2 separate regions of the Homo sapiens genome follow, and region 2 is linked to region 1. The links are chromatin contacts, found by Hi-C or POLR2A ChIA-PET in ENCODE. All regions are on one chromosome and are shown on one strand. Each heading gives the region's core, a stretch centred on a gene start or an enhancer-like site at or near the end of the contact. The rest is flanking DNA. Distances are from core to core; before and after follow the strand shown.

Evidence for each region. Hi-C counts contacts between places; a loop is a spot of excess contacts on that map. ChIA-PET counts read pairs that join two places held with the same protein, here RNA polymerase II (POLR2A). Pooled maps may share reads with other maps.
Region 2: a loop to region 1 is called in a pooled map, with 2.3 times the contacts of the local background. The contact joins two enhancer-like sites. A Hi-C loop is called at or near these places in 1 of 168 maps with a recorded cell type or tissue (CD8-positive, alpha-beta T cell), 4 of 37 single-sample maps with no recorded cell type and 12 of 50 pooled maps. POLR2A ChIA-PET finds 5 or more read pairs at or near these places in 2 of 52 experiments (AG04450 and activated B cell).

The regions. Positions count from the first base shown.
Region 1 is chr19:33,157,896-33,161,885 of GRCh38, forward strand. WDR88 (WD repeat domain 88) reads left to right here. Exons shown (of 11, transcript NM_173479.4): 8 at 2,519-2,601. It overlaps LOC124904691 (a long non-coding RNA gene), which reads right to left. Exons shown (of 2, transcript XR_007067228.1): 2 at 1,876-2,760. Among named protein-coding and RNA genes, the nearest start is that of TRT-AGT1-3, 17 kb to the right of the region's middle. RefSeq lists enhancers at 2,608-3,017, 3,361-3,530 and a cis regulatory region at 3,446. Within about 2 kb of position 2,741, at least 4 of the 41 ENCODE cell types and tissues checked have a DNase peak (open chromatin) inside an H3K27ac peak, as active enhancers do; they include CD8-positive, alpha-beta T cell, where a contact is called at or near this core.
Region 2 is chr19:34,133,375-34,137,138 of GRCh38, forward strand. No RefSeq gene overlaps it. Among named protein-coding and RNA genes, the nearest start is that of LSM14A, 37 kb to the right of the region's middle. RefSeq lists a silencer at 985-1,394 and an enhancer at 1,378-1,913. Within about 2 kb of position 1,462, at least 38 of the 41 ENCODE cell types and tissues checked have a DNase peak (open chromatin) inside an H3K27ac peak, as active enhancers do; they include CD8-positive, alpha-beta T cell, where a contact is called at or near this core.

The DNA.
Region 1 (3,990 bases), core at 1,491-3,990:
AATCACTTAGGGGGCAACGAAAGCCTCTGATTGGCCAGGTCTGGGTGACTTGCCCACCTGCAGAGCTAGGGTTGGGGTCAGAACCCCCTGATGCAGAGGGACTAAGAGTAGGCAAGGAGTGTTTCCCCACAGGAAATTGGGAGCTGTTGCCAGATAAAGGGACATAGAGGTGAATGGGGGCAGTGACAGGAAGCCACCGCGGCTAGCCAGCTCCAGGGAGGGAAGTGGGTGCTCTTGACACTCAGGAGCCAAACATATGCTCCCCTATCCTGGTGAGAAGTGGGGCTTGCTCTGTGTGTCTGGGGGCCTCAGCTGGCACACATGCCACTGGGGCCTGGCTTGAGAAGCACTAGGGTGCTTCTGGGCAACTTTCCCTCTTCAGCAGCACCCCTTGTCTAAGTCCCACTGTGAGGCACCCTGCCAGCTTCTGTCCTTGGCTTTATGGGGTTCAGAATCACATGCAGTTGAGCCAAAATTGTGCCACTGCGCTCCTACACTCTAGCCTGGGTGACGGAGTGAGACTCTGTCTCAAAAAAAGAAAAAAAGAAAGAAAAAAAAAAGAATCACATGCAGTTAATCATTATTATTCCTGATTCTGTATTTGTGAAGTCACCTACTTGCTGATATTTATTTGTAAACCTAAAGTCAACATTCATGGCACTTTCAAGGTCACTCACAGATGTGAAGAGCAGCAAAAAATCTAAGTCACCTCCCAGCTGAGGTTGGACAAGGCAACACTCTGCCTTCTTGTTTCACCTCCCACGTGGTAAAATGTCCTTTTTGTGGTCTATTTAGTGCCACCATTTTTTTTTGTTGTTGTTTGTTTGTTTTGCTCCCTCTGTTGCCCAGGCTGGAGCGCAGTTGCGCGATCTTGGCTCACTGCAACCTCTGCCTCCTGGGTTCAAGCGATTCTCCTGCTTCAGCCTTCCAAGTAGCTTGGATTACAGGTGCGCACTACCATGCCTGGCTAATTTTTGTATTTTTGGTAGAGATGGGGTTTCGCCATGTTGTCCAGGCTGGTCTTGAACTCCTGTCCTCATGTGATCTGCCTGCCTCAGCCTCCCAAAGTGCTGGGATTACAGACGTGAGCCACCACACCTGGGCTTTCTTTTGCTTTTTGTTAGTGATTTTGCTGTGTAAAATGGCTCCCTTGGCCGTGTGTGGTGGCTCACAGCTTTAATTTCAGTGCTGGGGGGGTGCTGAGGCGGGAGTATTGCTTGAACCCAGGAGTTTGAGATCAGCCTGGGCAACATAGTGAGACCCCATCTCTACCAAAACAAAAAAAAAAAATTTAGCCAGGTGTGCTGGCACCTGCTTGTAGTCCCAGCTACTTGGTAACTGAAGTGGGAGGATTGCTTGAGACCAGGAGTTTGAAGCTGCTGTGAGCTGATTGCATCACTGCACTCTAGCCTGGGTGACAGAGCAAGACCTTATCTCTAAAAATAAATAAATAAATAAATAAATAAATAAATAAATAAATAAATAAATAACAAATAAAATGATCCCTAACCACAGTGCCGAAGTGCTGTTTGCCGTTCCTAAGCGCGAGAGTGCTATGATGGGGAAAATGCATGCATCCATTCAGGCATGAGTTACAGCTGTTGGTTGTGAGTTCAATGTAAACAAATCAACAGTATATATGCAATAAGGTGTCTTTAAACAGAAACACACATAAAACAAAGTTACGTACTGATCAACTGATGAGAATGTGACCAGAGCTCGCAGGAAACTGACCCTGTATTTCCCCTAGGAGCGATGGTTCAGTATTCACTAATTCAGTGTCTGCAAAAACTGCAGAGGCCCCCAACCTTTCTGGCGCCAGGGACAGGTTTCATGGAAGACAACTTTTCCACAAATGGGAGCTGTGGAGGATGGTTTCGGGATGACCCAAGTGTATTACATTTATTGTGCCCTTTATTTTTATTATTATTACATTGTAATATATAGTGAAATAATTATACAAGTCAGCATCATGTAGAATCAGTGGGAGCCCTGAGCTTGTTTTCCTGCAACTAGATGGTCCCATCTGGGGGTGATGGGAGACAGTGACAGATCATCAGGCATTAGATTCTCATAAAGAGTGCACAACCTAATCCCTCGCATCCGCAGTTCACAATAGGGTTCATGCTCCCGTGAGAATCGAATGCTGCAGCTGATCTGACAGGAGGCCGAGCTCAGGTGGTAATACGAGCGATGGGGAGTGGCTGTAAATACAGATGAAGCTTTGGCTTGCTTGCCTACCACTCACTGTCTGCTGGGTGGCCTGGTTCCCAACAGGCCATGGATTGGTACCAGTCTGTGGCCCAGGGACTGGGGACCCCTGTCATAGAACATGACTACTGTAAATGATAAGAATCAGCTGTAATTGGCTTGGGGTCGTGGAGCCACTCCAGGAAGGGGTTTCAGTGTTGTCAGAGTGAGATGAGGTGGTGCCTCGCCAAGGCATCTTCAGCTGGCTTTGGGCTCACTTGGCTTGGAAAGTTGACCCCCATCTCCACCCTTTCATTTTCTGTTGCAGGCTCTTTTCTCATTTCTGGAGGGTTTGATAGGACTGTGGCTATTTGGGATGTAGCAGAAGGCTACCGGAAGCTCTCTTTGAAGGTACATGTGGCCAGCATGAGATTGAGGATCTGAACTTCCCTCCCGAGTCCTTCCTGTGCTCAATGCTGGTTGCTGGGGACACAGCTGTGAGTGACACAGGCCTTGATGCCTCTGTGGGCTGATGAAGGACAGACAGGAAGCCAGCAAACACACCACCGACTGTGAGGAGTGAAATGGAGAAACCACAACAGGGTGACATGATGGGGACAGAGGCGGGGGACCCATCCACATTGCATGGGCAGAGCTTCCTGGAGAAGGAGGTGTTTGAGCTGAGAACAGAAAGGACTACATAAGTGGGGATCTTGAAGAAGAAGGGCAGTCCAGGCAGATGGAACAGCTGATGCAAAAACCCTGAGGTGGGAGTGTCTAAGAACAGCAGAAGTTACTGTGCAGGCCTGGGCACTGTGGCTCACTCCTGTAATCCCAGTACTTTGGGAGGCTGAGGTGGGCGGATCACCTGAGGTCAGGAGTTTGAGACCAGCCTGGCCAACATGGTGAAACCCCCGTCTCTACTAAAAATACAAAAATCAGCCGGGTGTGGTGGTGCAAACCTGTAGTCCCAGCTACTTGGGAGGCTGAGGTGGGAGGATCGCTTGAACCCGGGAGGCGGAGGTTGCACTGGGCCAAGATTGTGCCACTGCACTCCAGCCTGGGCGATAGACTGAGATTCTGTCTCTAACAAAACAAAACAAAACAAAAAACAGAAATTACCTTGAAGAGAGACGCATGCCCTAGTGAGGCATGCACAGAAAGCTTGGGGTTCCAAAATGGGGATGTCAACTGAATGCTCTGGGCTACAAGTGAGAGGATGAGAGGAGCCCCAACTCAGAGTGGCTCTATGATACGGGGATGTGTTATCCAACACAGCAAGAACCCACAATTGCCTCATGCTGTGCCCCTGTTCCCCCAAGGGGCCCCACACCCCAGGATTTCTGCATACTCCCTGGTTTCACGATCTCACTGTCACCTTTGGCTGTGAATGCGTGCATCCCTGATTCTTGGTCTTTCTGTTCCCAGGGACACAAAGTAGACATGTGTCCTTGAGCAGCCCATATTCAGGTCCCTGGGGCTGGTCTATCTGAGCTGTCTTCTCCTAGGACTTGGGGAGACAAAGCGAGTTTCCTCACAGCAAATAAACGGATTAAAATGGAATGTTAAACCTCTCTGTGCTTAAAGTCCCTCTGTCATCTAGGCACAGTGGCTCATGCCTGTAATCCCAGCACTTTGGGAGGCTGAGGCTGGAGGATCATTGGAGGTCAGGAGTTCGAGACCAGCCTGGCCAACATAGTGAAACACCATCTCTACTAAAAATACAAAAATTAGCCAGGTGTGGTCATGCCCACCTGTAGTCCCAGCTACTTGGGAGGCTGAGGCATAAGAATCTCTAGA
Region 2 (3,764 bases), core at 212-2,711, 970 kb after region 1:
AGAAAAATTCTTCTGCCTTGGGATCCTGTTGATCTATGACCTTACCCCCAACCCTGTGCTCTCTGAAACATGTGCTGTGTCCACTCAGGGTTAAATGGATTAAGGGCGGTGCAAGATGTACTTTGTTAAACAGATGCTTGAAGGCAGCATGCTCGTTAAGAGTCATCACCATTCCCTAATCTCAAGTACCCAGGGACACACACACTCTGCCTAGGAAAACCAGAGACCTTTGTTCACTTGTTTATCTGCTGACCTTCCCTCCACTATTGTCCTATGACCCTGCCAAATCCCCCTCTGCGAGAAACACCCAAGAATGATCAATAAAAATAAATAAATAAAAAATAAATAAATAAATAAAAAAGAATATATTTTATTGGCTGGGCACGGTGGCTCGCACCTGTAATCTCAGCACTTTGGGAGGCTGAAGCGGGCGGATCACCTGAGGTCAGGAGTTCGAGACCAGCCTGGCCAACATGATGAAACCCCATCTCTGCTAAAAATACAAAATTATCTGGGAGTGGTGGCGTGCGCCTGTAATCCCAGCTACTTGGGAGGCTGAGGCAGGAGAATCGCTTGAACACGGGAGGCGGAGGTTGAGCCGAGATCGCGCCACTGCACTCCAGCCTAGGCAACAAGAGTGAAACTCTGTCTAAAAATATATTTTTTTAAATTTGTTTTGTATCAAGAAAAAAATACGAAAACATAACTTTATTGTAGCAATCTAATGCAGGTGTCTTTTAAAACTATCTTTTATTTCCAGATGGGACTTGGGAATTTCTTTGTTTTATTTTTTAAATACATTATCTTTCACAAACTCGGGGAGGAACAACTGTTTTTTAACCAAAAACTCCTCACCCAGGAACAAGCAAACTGCCTGAGAGCTGCATCTATTTTGCAATAGTGCCCCTGAAGCGCGCACGACGCCGCAGGGTAGGCGTCCCGCTCCTGACTGGACTCGTGGCACGGTCCTAAATTTGCAGAGGGACCCAGGGAGGATCAACCCACTCGACACTGGCAATGTCCCCACCTTCCCTAGCTGCAAACTGAAACCAGCAGCCGAGCCTCCCGCTCTAGAGGCGCGGCGAGGGGCGTGGCCGCGGCTGGGGTGGGGCTAGGGGCCGGGTCGTGCCCCCCGAAACTGGGCCGTGCCCCCCGCCCACCTCACTGCGCCTGCGCCCGAGGGCGCGGGGCAGGCTGGGAAGTAGCGTTAAGGTGGTGGTTGGGTGCTTTGCGGGTCACTTGTTGCGCTGCCCGCACGTTTGTCGCGGCTCCTGGATGCCTCTTTGGCCGCCTCGCCTGTTCCGGCTCTCTTATCTGCCCAGTCTTCCCGGCCCCTGCCCCGGACCCTCCTGCGCGCCCCTCCGGCTGCCTGTGTGCGACCCCAGCAACCGGCCCGGGGTCTCGCCGGCGCCGTCAGGTCATCGTCCACCCGGCTTGTTCTCAGCTTACCGAGAACGCCCCAGCCCCTGCGCTCCTCCTGTCTTACTTGTGTTGAGTCATTTAATCCGCTTTGCAATTGAGACATTGAAACGGAGACGCTCAGGAACGTGCTTCAGGTCACAGATCCAAGATGAGTTAGGGCCTGGAATTGAGTCGGGCTGCCTGCCACCATTCCACCTTGCATGTCACACCTGGACGAATACCCTGTGCTTCACCTAAATTCGCCTAAATTTTCACTATTTCTTTTTATTTTCTTTTCTTTTTTTTTTTTTTTCTTGATACAAGGTCTTGGTAGCCCAGGCTGGAGTATATTGGCGTGACCAGAGCTAGCTCACTGGAGCTTTGAACTCCTGGGGCTCAAGTGATTCTCCCGCCTCAGACTCCCAAATAGCTGAGGCTACAGGCGCAGGCCACTACACCCGGCTAATTATGACATTTTTGTAGAGGGGGCGGTCTCACTATGTTGCACAGGCTGGTCTCCAACTCCTGGGCTCAAAAGATCTCCCACCTCGGCCTCCAAAAGTGCTGGGATTACCGGCGTGAGCCACCGCATCCGGCCTGTTCACTATTTCTTTTTTCTTGACTTTCTTCTTTTTTTTTTTTTTTCGGAGGCAGAGTCTCACTCTGTCGCCCAAGCTGTAATGCAGTGGCGCAATCTCGGCACACTGCAACCTCTGCCTCCCGGATTCGAGTGATCGCCTCAGCTGGGATTACAGGTGCCTGCCACCACGCCTGGCTAATTTTTGTACTTTTAATAGAAACAGAGTTTTGCCATAATGGCCAGACTGGGCTTGAACTCCCGACCTCAAGTGATTCACCCTCCTCGGCCTCCGTAAGTGCTGGGATTACAGGTGTGAGCCACTGCGCCTGGCCTGTACACTATTTCTTAATCCCTGCCAGGGCGGTGTTATCTTTGCAGCTGAGAGTTCTAAGTGACTTGACAAAGGACACTAGCGCAACTTTAATAGCAAAGCCTGGGCCATTTCCACCACCACATGTGTGGCCTGTGTTCTTTCCCACACCTTTTAAAATTTTAAACAGCCTTATTGAAGTGCTGGTGTAAAGCCTGTACATATTTAAAGCATACAGTTTGCCTTTTACATATGTGTGTATACATCCCTGAAACCACCACCACAATCAAGAGAATGAACATAAAAGTTTCCTTCTGCTCATTTATAATCCTTCCTCCCAGTCACAGCCTACCGTATCAGTCCCTCAGATAACAGTGAATCTGCTTTTGGTCACCGTGGATTAGTTTGCGTCCTGTAGAATTATATGTTAAGGAATCATATACTATCTGCTTTTTCTCAGGGTAGAGGACAGTTACTGAGGCCAAGGGGTCACTTCATGATGAGCATAGAGGCCAATACTATGGCATGAGATTTTGAGAAAAGGAAAGCTTTATTGCCAGTTGACCAGCAAGGAGACAGGAGGCCAGATCAAGTCTATCTCCCCATGCTGGCCTTAAGGCAGTACATTTATTAGGAAGGTTTAGGGGATGAGTTAGGGATCAACAGGTAGAAAGAAAGGGGAGGTCTGGAAAGTCCTTGGGCATGCACAGTTGTCTCTTGATGGGTTGCATGTGCAAATCCAGGATGCGAGAGTGAATATGGAACATGCTGCGGAAGTTCAGACTGTGATGTCAGCAGCCTCTTTCTGCACAGACTCCAGTTGGCCATGTTGGTTCCAACTGATTTCAGCCAGTTTCGTTCTCTTATAATTAAAGGGAGTTTCTGCAAAATGTTTCTTGTCTTATCTGCCATCATGTAAGCTCAAGAATTCCTGGCGGGGTGTGGTGGCTCACGCCTGTAATCCCAGCACTTTGGGAGGCCGAGGTGGCTGGATCACCTGAGGTCAGGAGTTCGAGACCAGCTGACCAACATGGTGAAATCCCGTCTCTACTAACACCACAAAAATTAGCTGGGCATAGTGGCAGACGCCTATAATCCCAGCTGCTCCGGAGGCTGAGGCAGGAGAATCGCTTGAACCCGGGACAAGGTTGCAGTGAGCTGAGATCACACCACCGCACTCCAGCCTGGGGGACAGAGCAAAATTTTATCTCAAAAAAAAAGAATTCCTGTTAGTCACCTGTTTAACCCTTTGGGGTACGATTTCACTTCTTAGCTCTGTGCTTGCAAAATAATTAGACATCCTGTTATCAAGAAAGTATGGCCAGATAAAACTGGTCTGGAAGTTACACAGTCAAGCTTAACTATTTTGAAATTCACCCATGTTGCTGAATAGATCAGTAGTTCATTTCTTGTCATTGCTGAGTAGAATTCCATTGTATTGATATACTGCAATTTTTTAAATCCATTCCTCCA